2 separate regions of the Homo sapiens genome follow, and region 1 is linked to region 2. A link is a contact called in ENCODE Hi-C or POLR2A ChIA-PET data. All regions are on one chromosome and are shown on one strand. The core of a region is the stretch at or near the end of the contact, and the rest is flanking DNA. Distances in the headings are between cores, read along the strand shown. Region 1 has its middle 98 kb from the start of PIAS1. Region 2 has its middle 56 kb from the start of PIAS1.

Evidence for each region. Hi-C counts contacts between places; a loop is a spot of excess contacts on that map. ChIA-PET counts read pairs that join two places held with the same protein, here RNA polymerase II (POLR2A). Pooled maps may share reads with other maps.
Region 1: POLR2A ChIA-PET joins it to region 2 with 30 read pairs in MCF 10A. The contact joins two enhancer-like sites. A Hi-C loop is called at or near these places in 1 of 50 pooled maps. POLR2A ChIA-PET finds 5 or more read pairs at or near these places in 8 of 52 experiments (BJ, GM12878, MCF 10A and 5 more).

Annotation. Positions count from the first base shown.
Region 1 is chr15:67,952,988-67,960,017 of GRCh38, forward strand. No RefSeq gene overlaps it. Among named protein-coding and RNA genes, the nearest start is that of PIAS1, 98 kb to the right of the region's middle. RefSeq lists an enhancer at 2,062-2,141. Within about 2 kb of position 1,889, at least 4 of the 41 ENCODE cell types and tissues checked have a DNase peak (open chromatin) inside an H3K27ac peak, as active enhancers do.
Region 2 is chr15:67,995,031-68,002,129 of GRCh38, forward strand. No RefSeq gene overlaps it. Among named protein-coding and RNA genes, the nearest start is that of PIAS1, 56 kb to the right of the region's middle. Within about 2 kb of position 3,966, at least 3 of the 41 ENCODE cell types and tissues checked have a DNase peak (open chromatin) inside an H3K27ac peak, as active enhancers do.

The DNA.
Region 1 (7,030 bases), core at 639-3,138, 44 kb before region 2:
CCTAATGTAAACTATGAACTTTGGGTAATAATGCTGTACCCATGAAGGTTCACTGCTTGTAACAAAGGTACCATTGTGGTATGGGATGTTGATAGTGGAAGGCTGTGCGTACGTGGGGACAGGAGTGGGGATGGGAACTCTCTGTACTTTCTACTCAGTTTTTTTGTGAACCCAAAACTGTCCTAAAAAGTAAAGTTTATTAATTTTATAAAATGGTTAAGATGGTAAATTTTATGTTATTTTTATTTATTTATTTATTTATTTATTTATTTTTAGCACAATTTAAAGAATCTAGAACTGGGCATGGTGGCTCACACCTGTAATTGCAGCATTTTGGGAGGCCAAGGCGGGAGAATCACTTGAGCCCAGGAGTTCAAGACCACCCTGGGCAACATGGTGAAAACTCCATCTCTACAAAAAAAAATACAAAACTTAGCCAGGCATGGTGGTGCATATGTCACCAGCTACTCAGGAGCTGAGGCCAGAGGAGCCTGGGAGGTTGAGGCTGCAGTGAGCTGTGACTGCACCACTGCACTCCAGCCTGAGTGACTAAGCAAGACCCTGTCTCAAAAAGAAAAAAAAAAAATGAAAAGGGAAATTAAAATAAAAAAAAAAACCACACACACTGCAAAGTCTCACTTTCATTCCATCCTGTTCTTGTCGAAGAGGCAACCATTTAAATTTATCCTTTCAGTGTTTTTATGCAACTTCCACAAATATAAGTAATGCATATGTTTTTCTCTTCCTTTCATTCACAGAAAGTAACATCCTATATACACTGGTCTACACTTCCTGTATATTGTGTTTTCACTTAACAATCTATCCTGGAGATCTGTATTAAGCAGTGCTGTCCAATAAAATAGTCACTACCCATATATGGCTATTAAGCAAAAATTAAATACAATTAAAATTTAGCTGGGTGCAGTGGCTCACGCCTGTAATCCCAGCACTGTGGGAGGCTGAGGCAGGTGGATCACTTGAGGCCAGGAGTTGGAGACCAGCCTGGCCAACATGGCAAAACCCCGTCTCTACTAAAAATACAAAAATTAGCCAAGTGTGGTGGCACGAACCTATAATCCCAGCGACTGGGGAGGCTGAGGCACAAGAATGGCTTGAACCCAGGAGGCAGCAGTTGCCGTGAGCCAAGATAGCACCACTGCACTCCAGCCTGGGTGACAGAGTGAGACTCTGTCTTAAAAAAAAACAAGATTAGTTCCTTAGCTGAACTATTCACATTTCAAGCAGTCAATAACCACATGCGGCTGATGGCTACCATTTGTCCAAGAATAGAATATGTCCATTATCACAGAAATTTCTTTCAGAAAGCACTGGTTATAAACATCTTCCTCCTCCTTTTTTACAGCCATATAATACTCCACTGTGTAACAGTTTATTCTACCAATCCCTTCCTGGAGACATTTGAGTTGTTTGCACTATTTTGCTGTCATAAACAGTGCCCTATCATCACATGAGTTTTTGTGGAATAGGTTCTGCACTAACAAAAGGCATGGTAAGATAAGGCTGTGACCTGAGGCAGTGATTGCTCTGCAGGCAGGCCATACCAGGGTGGGATTTCTACTTCCGTGGATCTACTCAGTCCTTAGCTATGCAAATCTGGAAATGTTCAGGCTGATGTCACATTAGCCACACTCATAAGACACTATTGGGCATCAAAAATGAGCAATTACTTGATATTAAATGGAGGTAGTTCTTTAGATTTAGTGAAATCCTCGTGTCTGCTGCCTAAGACATTGCCTTCCCAGAAGGTAAGCCTTGCCCAGGGGAAATGGATAATTCTGACACATATTTCATCCAGACATGACAGGTTCCTGTTCCTAAACCAAGTATGCCTCTCCTTTTATCGGAAAGCTTGTGTTCACTAGGATCACCATTTCCTGTGCAGCATTTTCCCCTGGGCCATCTTTGCACAGATGCCTGGGAAACTATTCCTCTTCTGCCAGCTCTTTCTTCAGGCAGTACACAGTGTGCTCGGGAGGTTTCACCTTGTTTGGTGATGGTCATGTTTCAGTGCAGTTTCAAGTCCTCCCCAAATTCTTCAGTTATATAACCACAATGTCTTCAATATTGCTATTGTGACATATGGTGGTTTTAAAATACGCCTAAAAATTCTTTACTACTCTGCTCTTCAAGTGATGAAATTAGCTGAGCATGGTGGCATGTACCTGTAGTCCTAGCTACTCAGGAGACTGAGGCAGGAGGATCACTTGAGTCCAGGAGTTCAAGTCTGCAGTAAGCTATGATCATGCCACTGCACTCCAGCCTGGGCCACAGAGCGAGACCTTGTCTCTTAAAAAGAAAAAAAGATGGAACTTAATTCCCTTCCTGTTGAGGGTGGACCGGACTTTGTGACGTACTTGTAATGAATAGCATGTGGCAGAAGTAACAGTGCGTGCAGCTTCTGTGATTAGGTCTTAAAAGGGAATGTGGCTTCCTCCCTGTCTGGCTTTCTTGAATTATTCATTCAGGGTAGGCCAACTGCCATTTCATGAAGACACTCAACTAGTCCTGTGGAGAGGTCCACGTGGTGGGAACTGAGGTTTCCTGCTAAAACCCAGCACTAACTTGCAGGGTGAGTGTCTTCATGCATTTTGTGCTGCTCTAACAGAATACCTGAGACCGGGTAATTTATAAAGAGCAGTAATTTATTTCTTCACAGTTCTACACACTAGGAAGTCCAAGATTAAGACAGCGGCATCTGGCAAGGGCCTTCTTGCTGTGTCATCACATGGCAGCAAGGCAAAGAGAGAGAAAAAGAGGGGATGAACTCATCCTTTTGTAACAGTATCAATCCCACCTCTGAGGGCAGAGCCATTACGACCTAATAACCTCTTAATGTTCCACCTCTTAATACTATGACAATGTCAGTTAAATTTAAAGACAGATATTCAAATCATGGTGCCAGGTGCAAGAGCCACCTAGGAAGTGGATTCTCCAGGCCTCATCCAGCATTCGGACGATTGCAGACCTGGTCAACTTCTTGAAAATCTCATGGGAGACCGAGTTAGAACCGCCCAGCCAAGCTGTTCCTGACCCACAGAGACTGTGTGAAATACTAAGTGTTTATTGTTTTATGCTACTAAATTTGGGGAAAATTCATTAGCAGCAACAGATAGCTAACATATCTAGATGGCTGAGATCATCCGTTTTTGTTTTGATCCTTATTAATTTCCCTCTTGCAGGGTTATCTTGACTTCTAATCTACAGGGACACTCGAGAACACTAACCTGTGAACCATCATTTTCTTATCTGTAAAATGCAAGATTGGTATGAAGGGCACAAAGCAGGGACTTAAATGGAAATGATTAATATTGTTGTCGATGCTCATTAATAATGGAAGCCTTGGGTATCTTCCATTTGCCCCTCCATATCCATGTCCATTTCCAATCTTTTCTCACCCTACTCTGTGCCCCAGGAGGGGCTGACTTCCATGGACTATGTCAGTGGCCTCTCTGGTTCTCAGCCTTCCGGTAGAGTTTGGCAAATGAGAAATACTGGCAGGAGATAGGAGGAGGGCCAGAGGAAAGGGATGTATTTCCTTGGTTTCTTCCTTTCCAAGTCACCATGCTTTATCTTCATTCCTCTACCTCAGGCCACCCTGTCTTGGTACTGGTAACTACTGTCTCCTCTCTCCCCTCCAGGCCTCTGAATGATAACTGCTCCCCTCTTTTGCTAGCCCCAGGGTGTGTCAGTGTCCTTTGGTGGGCTCCCTAAGCTCTGTCTGCACAACTTTGTAAATAGTCCCTGTATTAAACTCACCTCAAATTGTATAGATCCCCTGCAGGGATCCTAAATGAGAATGGCTAGTTTTAGTTGCTTTTAATAATGATCCTGGATTTTTTAAAAGAAACAAACATTCTATAACCAGAAAGATTTCTGAGAATCCAAATAGATACAAGATTGAGCTTAGAAAAATCTAAAGAAATGGTTGTTTAGAATATCCCAACTTGAATTATCTGGCAAATGTACGTATCACAGATATGAAAGGAACCTTGTTTCCCTCCTGAGAGCAAAACCCAGAACCTCCAAGCAAAACCCAGGACCTCCAAAGTCGTCTGTGGAAGGAGTATAGCTGGAGTAAGACAGCAGGGAGAGCCAGGCGCCATGGCTCACACCTGTAACCCCAGCACTTTGGGAGGCTGAGGTTGGCGGACCACTTGAGATCAGGAATTTGAGACCAGCCTGGCCAACATGGTGAAACCCCATCTCTACTAAAAACACAAAATTTGTTGGGTGTGATGGCGCATGCCTGTAATTCCAGCTACTCGGGAGGCTGAGGCAGGAGAATCACTTGAACCTCGGAGGCGGAGTTTGCAATGAGCCAAGATCTCGCCATTGCACTCCAGCCTGGGAGACAAGAGCAAGACTCCATCTCAAAAAGAGAGCAGTAAGACCAGTGGGAGAGGGCAGTTGGCCAGCCTTGACAGTGTTTCCTGAGAGGACACTTCTCACCCTGAATGCTACTGCCTCCTGCCCACAGGGTGTTGCTGCTTCTCTTTCATGCTTTCCCTAGAACTTCAACAACAGCAACAAAAGCTTTATAGATATTTAAGGAGACCAAAAAGGAGAAAGCCTGAGGAAGAGCCATCCACTTAGGCTGCTCCTCATCCTACTGGAATGAGGAAGTGTAGCTTGGATTCCCAGCCTGGCTGACTTCTCCAAGCGTTGACATCTGTCCCACCCCATGGGGCCAACACACCTTCCCAGGCACCTGCCTGAGTTTCTCATCTTCGAAGTGGGCATAATACTATATTGAGAGGGTTCATCTATGTAAAGTGCCTGGGACAGTGTTGACACCCTGTATGTGCTAATTTTAATAGCAGCAGCAGCAGCTGTAGTTATTAGTGAAGATAATGGGTGTGGAACATGAACATTTGTTTTGACATGTAGGGTTGAAATTTATGCCAAGAGCCTCTGCCTAAACCCAAGAGTCCCAAGAGTGTCTGGGATAGACTATGAAAAAGCATTAAAAGCCTGATGTCTGTACAGAGATCACACAAATTGGCCTGTAGATGATTTTTGTTGAAGGGGTGGTGACAGAGCAGTAATAAAAAACCTAAGTTGTTCTTATCCACTGAGTTGAGTCTTTAGAACCCAGCTTAATATTTTCATGGCTCAGATTTATTTTGAATCTTAGCTTTTATTTAGTGCTTTAAAATGGGAGCAGATTGGGCTTACGAAAGGATGCAAAACTTGCCCTGACATTAAATGGCCCCAATTGCTAGCCTCTTCAGTTCTTATATCTCAATTATAATTTTTTATATTATAATTGTTGGCCTGTTTCCTCACGCTATGCTTTTAGCAGCCAGATCTTATTGCTTAGAAAGTGATTAATAAATGTTGGTTCATTAGTAATGTTTGGTTAATGACTGTAAATGCTTTCTCATTTTCCATTTCCCCTCTTTATTGTTAATTGCTTCTAATCTATAAACTGGGAAGACAGATGTCAAATCTTGTAGTAGTGTATGCAGCTGGAACAAGTCAGTACTGGGAAACAGATTATTTTACTCTTGGAGCACCTGCCCATGTGGAGCTCCTTTTGAAGAAAGCCGATCATTTGACCCTGCCACCATGGAGCAGAGATGGACAGCAAACCCAACAACAGTTGGCTATAGACTGAAAGCCAAGGAGTCAGTCTCCAAAGAACATCAGAAACCAATGGAACCAATCAAATCCTCTCTTTTGGAGAGTTTGAATGTGAGTCTCAAGAGGACATCCCATGCTGAGGAGGTTGAGGCTAACCCATGCAGAGATAAGGCAGCAAGCAAGCCCTTAGGTAGAGCGAGGCTGTAGGAGGAGTAGCCGTGGAGGCAGAGTGGCTTTGTTGCCTGATGGTGAAACCTCAGAGTCAGGGGCCACTGGGCAATGCTGCCAGCATGGAGCTACAGTAATTCCAAATGACTCCTAACCATGTCCTGCTGACTTCCATGACTGTTAGAAGGAAAGTTGGTGCTGCCTAGTTGTTCCCTTGCATGTGGCTGTGTGGGCTGTTTTGGTTTATTTGTTTAAGAGGCAAACTGTGGAGAGGTAAAGAACTTTCACTTACTCTAACCAGAGTATCCTTATTTTCTAGAACACTTTTTAAAAATTTAAGCATTTGATATATGGAACCTGGTATAGATATTAAAATGCACTCAAGAGGAAACATGCTTTTGAGCTGAGGTCCTATTTTCCAGCTTCTTTTCCTTTTTTTTTTTTTTTTTGAGATGGAGTCTCACTCTGTCACCCAGGCTGGAGTGCAGTGGTGTGATCTCACCTCGCTGCAACCTCCGCCTCCCGGGTTCAAGTGATTCTCCTGCCTCAGCCTCCAGAGTAGCGGGGTTTACAGGCATGTGCCACCACATTCAGCTAACTTTTGTACTTTTAGTAGAGACGGGTTTTCACCATGTTGGTCAGGCTGGTCTCTAACTCCTGACCTCGTAATCTACCCGCCTCAGGTTCCCAAAGTGCTGGGATTACAGTCGTGAGCCACCATGCCTGGCCAGTTTCTTTTCCTTTTATTTTGGGTCTGGCAGGAGGCTTTTATATTGTCTCCCAGGTGTGAGGACTAGTCACTGTATCATGCTTGTAAAGAATGAAATGGGTTTGGAAAAAGAAAAAAAAAACAATTTCAAGTTGCTACTGGCTTTAAAAATCCTACTCAGAGTATCAGCTAGCACAGCTTTTAGATGCTCAGGTCAAGGTCATGGAATCTCTCTTTCCTCTTCTTTGCTTTCTCAACTCTTCAGGTACACACACCCCCATCCACTTCTTCCACTGACTTCTCAGACTGTCTTCCCTCCTTAACTCTTTCCATTCTCTGTGTTCTTCTGACACAATGTAATACTTCCCAGCACCAAACATTATTACACTGTGTTGATAGATAAAGAACCCAAGGTGCTGGCCTGAGAGACAGAGCCAGGCTCAGTGAGGACATTCATTGCCAGCTGTCATGGGAGAGTGGATGGAGATTGTAGCAGTGGGCTCAAGAAAGTCAGAAAACAAAGGCTTTCTAAACAAGTGGAGGAGAAAT
Region 2 (7,099 bases), core at 2,716-5,215:
GATCAGTCCTGCTGACCCTGGATATCATCCCAGACTCAATAACTCAGACTTAAAGAATGGTATTGAGGAGAAGGAGATGCTTTGGGGTAAGATCAAGCCCTAGACTTTGAAGGTGAGATTTCCTGAAAAGTGGGAGAAGATTTGCAAGCCAGAGTAAAAAGATGTGCAAGTCAGATCTGTAAGGCAGAAGCACAAAGGAGGAAGCTTTCTCAGAGAAGCCTGAGGCTGGGGCACAGGATTAGAGACTGGTAGGGCCCCAGGTAGGACTGAGTTGTGCAACATGGCAGCCCTGGGGAGGGTTTAACTTATTGATGTGCTCCGTCAAACTATGAAAAATTATATAGCACGCAAGCTTAAAATGTTTCCCACTACTACACAGAGATTCCCCTAGATATCTTATCCTCCTAGTTTCGCCTCATATGACATTGCTGTGGAGATAAAGAGGTCAGGCAGAGGAGGAGAGTGGCCTCTCCCTCCTGTGAGAAAAGGCACTTGCTCCCAACAGGATCAGGAGTGAGGACTCAGATGGTCCTCGCAAGCCATCAGGGGGAGCATGTGGTGTTGAAGAGACCCTGCCGTTCAAACCTCCTTGCTGGTAGTGACACTGAGGGACTGGAACCCCTTAAGGGGAAGCAGCTGAGGTTTGGGCCAGCTCAGGTGAAGCAGGCTGGCTGCCCTCTGCCCTAATCCTCTGAAGGAGCTGGAGGTAAGAAATGCTCTGACTCTCTCACAGGAGGGCTGGAAGACCCAGTTCAGTGGGAACTGTAAAATGCTTGGGAAAACAGAGACCCCTATTAATGCAAAATATTATTATGAACCCTCCCTCCCCACATACTTTTCAACCTCATGAGGTGTTGTCTTTAAGGCCCAGTCTGGTTTAAATTATAAGATGAATAAACTCACCTGACCTGACAAGCAAATGTTCTGCTGGACCCACAGAGCCTTGGAAAGAGCAGCCTTTGCTTCTCCGCCCGTTTAGGAGGAGCAACCCTGTGGGCCTGTGGGAAATGCATGGACTGGGTGTCTGGCAGGTCTGGGTTTGAAGCTCAGCTTCATGAGCAGTGGGCCTTGGCCTTGCTGCGCCTCATTTTCCCCCCCTCACAGGGCTGTCTTGAGGCTGGGTGGAGTAGTCCTCTGGAAGCCCTGAAGGTTTGACCGTTCTAAAGCAGTGTTTCAGGTGAATTTATACATTGATGGGAAGGAAAGAAAGTCTGTTGGATTTTTAGACGATGCTTATGCTTTGGATACAATCAAGCTCTTTCCCCAAGGGCCAGACCAGGGACAAATGAGCTGTATCCCTAGTAAGCTAGCTTTCTTTTAATATGAGGATGTATTATTTGCCACAAAGGACAAATGTGAAACTACCTCTTGATCAGTCACAGACTGTGGGCCTCTTGGGAGTCTGGGAGGTCACAGGTCAAGGCCTAGAGAAATGGCTGTGTCCTAGGATTAGGGACAGTGGAACTGCTTTCTCTCCTGAGGCCTCTTTGGTGTGGTCATGGGGTGCTGCTGATGTCTGCAGCCCTCTGGGCACTCTCTCAAAGCTGCCCTGTAGCTGGAACATCTATCTGCATCCCTACTCAGCGCAGAGGCAGTGAAATGGCAGCAAACAACTCCCTTCTATTTCCTGGTGGCTTGTTCTCTGGGACACGGAGAAGAGCATGGTGACTGCCAGGTTTCAGGCCTATCTAGCAGGGCAATGAGAGCTCCTGGGCACCTGAGGATTCAGAACCACTTCTTTCTTTCTTTTTAATTTTTTTTTTTTTTTTTTTTTTGAGACAAAGTCTTGCTCTGTCGCCAGGCTAGAGGGCAGTGGTGCGATCTTGGCTCATTGCAACCTCCGCTTCCCAGGTTCAAGCAATTCTCCTGCCTCAGCCTCCTGAGTAGTTGGGATTACAGACACACACAACCATGCCCAGCTAATTTTTGTATTTTTAGTAGAGACGGGGTTTCACCGTGTTGGCCGGGATTGTCTCGATCTCTTGACCTCATGATCCGCCTGCCTTGGCCTCCCAAAGTGCTGGGATTACAGGCATGAGCCACCGTGCCCGGCCCAGAACCACTTCTTAATTGAAGAGAACATCTTCCTTCTCTTTGTCTATGGGATAAAGTCCTATACCTGTAACCAAGGCCATACCCAAGGGTCCCCCAAATAGCTCAACTCAACTGGCTGATGCTCATGGGTAGCCATGACCCCTCCAGCCCATTGCCCAGCCTGTCACACGCTTCCTGCCTTTACACATGCCACTCCCTCACTTCCTATTTCTACCAGATGAACACCTGCCTGTTTATCAGTGTCTCTGAGAAAACATCCCCCTTTCCCCCCAAGAGCAAGGGCAAGGCTCTGCCTTCATTGCATCCTTAGCCCTCCAAGCTAGCTGATCTACTCTCACATCACTCCCCTGACCAGCATGTAGAAGCAATCCACACAGAAGCAGGCCTGGCATGAAGTGTGGTCCTGGGGCCCCTGTTGGGCCATCTTAACTCATTGGTTGCTTGATCATGAGGTGGGGCCCAAAGAAGTGACAGGGCTGCTGGGACTGAGGGAATTACTCAGGCAATTGATGCTGACTCTACCTTTTTGTGATCAATCTGGTCTCCTTGGTTCCAGGATTTGGAGCTCTGTGCTCCAGCAATGCAAGCTGCCTCTGAACCATTTGTCTTGTCCTCCTGCCCTAGGACTTTCCTTCTGCCTTTGACTTTAATTTTCTGCATGGATCCTGGACATGGTTCAAACTTCTGGTTCTAGTGGCCCAACTCTCTATGAAGAAGAATTCCCTGTCTCAGCCCCAGAATCTCAGGTTTTCACCCAGCTTGCTATCCTCAAGGGATAAATCAGACTCTTTCCTCTCTGCATCCCATCTTTTTGTTGTATAACTTATTTTGGGTTTTGCTTGTTTGTTTTTTGAGACAGGGTCTCGCTGTGTTGCCCATGCTGGGGTACAGTAGCATGATCACAGCTCACTGTAGGTTCAATTTTCTGGGCTTCAGTAATCCTTCTGCCTTAGCCTTCCCAGTAGCTGGGACCACAGGTGTGTGCCACCATACTCGGCTAATGTATTTTTATTTTTTGTAGAGGCAAGGTCTCACTATGTTGTCCAGGCTGGTCTTGAACTCCTGGGCTCAAGTGATCCACCTGCCTTGGCCTCCCAAAGGGCTGGGATTATAGGCATGAGTCATCATGCCTGACCTAACTTATCATTTTGTCTTCTAACTATTTGTTTTCATGACTAAGCCCCTCCCTGGACTGTGAGCTATTTAAGGGCAGAGTGGATGTCATAACATATTTCATAAATTAATGCATGAATCAATGATGATCAGTGTCTGTAGTATTACAATCACTTGTAATGCTACAGATGATATTATAGCCCTATGAATTACATAGAAAATCATTTTTATCATCCATGACTTCCATTTCAAGTCTCCCAAGAGGGAGGAAAAAGAATCTCTGCCTGTCTGGCCCCACGTGGAGTCCAAGGAATATTATAGTTCTTTTCCTTGTATTTTTCTAACGCCACTACATTTTGGGGGGCTTATCCACCTTAGTACCTACTAAGTTCAAATTTGGACTAAGTCTGTAGCTCGGTTGTGCATTTTGAACTTCATCTTAAATTGGTCATGGCCCATTGCTACTGCTTCACATTTCCTCCGTCGTGTTTTCTCTTTTATTGCTTCTATAGGTTGTGAGTTAGGATAATAAAGTCAAGATAAAATTGCTCCAAGCCATTTGCAGCTCTGGGAAGCTGGCACAGGGCTGCCAGGAGCTGGCTGGGTGCCACCAAGAGGAAAAAATATTCTTCCGTGTTGCCAGCCTTATCAGGACTCCTCACAGTTTCTTGCCAAAATTTTAGGAAAACGATGATCTACTCCCCTGCAGCTATTCTGTATGTTTCTATAGGTGGGGAGTCTTTCAACAAGGATTTTCACTAAAAATACCTCTCATGTTTTTCCCCTGGTTTAAGACTGTAACTTGAGCTCCATATTGTGAAATACTGACATTGAGATATTAATCACTGTGCATAGTTGAGGCATCATTGTCATCATCATCAGCCACTCACACTAACTGAAAGTTTATAAGCTATGGAATCCCACTCAGGACGTGCTCATGAAAGAATAATTGGAGATTATTTTTTAACTGTGAAAAATGTTCTTTTGGAGGAATGAGGAATTGGGAAAATAGGAACAGATTATAGAAAGCTGGTAGGAAATCACAATTCTATTCTTTTATTTTCTTTCTGTTTGTTTTTCCAAGATAAAGGGTCTCCTTATGGTGCCCATGCTGGCCTTGAACTGGGCTCAAGTGATCCTCCCACCTCAGCCTGCCAAAGTGCTGGGATTATAGGCATGAGCCACTCTGCCTAGCCTAAAATTTTCAATTTTTTTATGGAGGTGTGGTCTCACTATGTTGTCCAGGCTGTTCTTGAACTCCTCCCTCCTCGGCCTCCCAAAGTGTTGGGATTACAAGCATGGGCCACTGTGCCCAGCCCACACAACTCTACTCTTTTAAATATTTGCTCTACATCTGTTTGATGCCACAACAATGACTCAATTCCGACAATTCAATTTATTTATATGGGTGTGGCTTTTTTTTCTTATTCGATGGGGGAGTTTGTCTATCTGGCATAGACAGACAAGCCAAATTTCAAATTCTTGTTTAAGTGTTGAGAAGATATGGCCATAAGCATGTCTTTACTCAGTCAATCAATTGAACTTCAATCAACAGTGCCTACTGAGCACTAACTATGTGCATGCCCAGTCCTGTGTTTGGAAGGATACAGAGAATAAGGTACCATTTCTCCCTTTTCTTTATTAATTTATAGTCTAGTCAGAATTTATAGACTAGTCAGGCAGTCCTGGGCTCAAATCCCAATGCTATAACTTAGCAGCAAAGTGGAATTTTGGCAAATGATCTAATATCTCTGCACTTCTGTCTCCTCCTCTGTCAAATGGGGTGATGATAACACCTAATTCACAGGGCTGCTGTAGGAATCAAGGGAGATTGTGGGTGTATTCTGTGGGGTGTATCTATAAGTATTGGCTTTCTTCCCCTTCCCTTAGCCTTTAGCCTGGGGTAACCTCAGTGGAGAGGATTCCTAGAAGCCCTGTGTAAAAGCCTTCTTCTTAAGGCTAAGGGCAATTACCTCCATGGCCACGTGAAAATGGGCGCATAGTGGCTGGCTTTAAGTGAAGGCTGCAAACTGGCTGCCCACTGGCCAAAGCCAGAGTTAGACACTTCCAATTAGTCCTATATGATGTTAAAAAAAAAAAAAGTAATCTGCGGGCACAGTGGCTCATGCCTGTAATACCAGCACTTTGGGACGCTGAGCTGGGGGGATTACTTAAAGTCAGGAGTTTGAGACCAGCCTGATTAATGTGGTGAAGCCTCGTCTCCACTAAAAACACAAAAATTAGCAGGGCATGGTGGTGCACGCCTGTAATCCCAGTTACTCGGAAGGCTGAGGCAGGAGAATTGTTTGAATCTGGGAGGTGGAGGTTGCAGTGAGCCAAGATCTCGCCACTGCACTCCAGCCTGGGTGACTCAGTGAGACTCCAACTCAAGAAAAAGAAAAAGAAATCTGTTGCAAGCATTTAAATATCAAAAGCTATTCATTAAAACCCCAATTTGGGGATTCTCTTGAAAATCGGAAGATTCTGGCTTTTGACATTTGGATGGAGCTGACCACAAGCTACTTTCTTTGGATGGGTCAAGCACTCTCCAGAGTGCTTGTGACTTCCCACAGGGAGATCAGATGTGGTAAAAGGACACCATTAGTTCAGATCTAGCCAAAGTTCAAAGCTTAAGAAAAAGAACCAAGCCAAGAATGATGAGCCAGGGCAGCCCTGATAGGACCCACCAGAAGAGTAAAGGCTTAGTTCATTTAACAAATATTATTGAGCACCTTGATGTGCAAGTCACTGCATTGGGTGCAAGTGGGAAAGAGAAAGAACATGTGTTGGGAGCCTACTATGTGTCAGGCTCTGACATGAGCTCATCTAATCCATCAACTTCTTGAGGTAGGTATTAAGATTTTTTTTTTTTTTTTTTGTAAATGAGAAAGTAGGATTAAGTGGCTAAATGGATCAGCTGCTAAGTGCTGGAGTCAGGATCCCTGTACTCTGAGGGCCTAGGTTTGTCCTCTATACCTCAAGCCTGCGAGAGCAGGATGGAATGCGTCATATGTTCCTCTGTACTGTTCCATGTGCAAACTGGGCACATGACTGTGGATTGTGTGAATTTTCTGGTGAACGATAGGACAGTTTTTCCTCTGGCTCCTGCTCTCAAGAAGATTCTAGAAGCAAAGGAGACGATGATTGCCAGACAATGACCAACCAAAGGCTGTGGGGCTCAAGGCTCTGGGAGGAGGCAGCGTGTGAACTGGGCCTTAAAAGTCAGGAAGTTTTTGATAGGCGGAGGAGGCAGGAAAGGATATGCAAGGCATGGGGACAGCCCCAGCAGAGACACGAGGAGTAATCTGGAGTATGTGGGGCACAAGGTGGTGCATGGATGGGGCCCAAAAGTCAGGATGCAGTCAGGTCCTGGATGACCCTGGTGCAGCTAAACAATCCAGACTTCCTCCATTTCCTTCCTGGGGCCATTCCTCAGGCCCATCCTTTTCTCTGTCCCTCTTGTCCACCGGATCTTTCTGCTCCCTGCCATGGCTTCTGGAGCACAAGAGAGATGAGGGAACTCAAGCAAATGTATAAATGATTGAAGGCATTGAGAGCTCATGGTATCTAATAGGGATCTGTTTTAAAGAACTAAATAATATCATTATATAAAGCTGACCATCTCATACGAAATGACTCTGAAATGTTACCCCTGGATATATATTCCAGTCTAGAGAAACTCATGCTCAAAACTAATTATGGCAGCATGATTTGTAATAGCCAAAAAGTAAAAACAACCCGAATGCCCAACAATAGGAAACTGGATAAATAAATGGAGTATTGTCATAGAATGGTATGCTTAACAGCTGTGAAGATAAATGGATTCCAGTTACAGCAGTGGTTCTCAAACAGGGGTGATTTTATCCTCCACCCGGGGGACATTTGGCAGTGTCTGGAGACATTTTCAGTTGTTACAACTGGAGGGATGTTA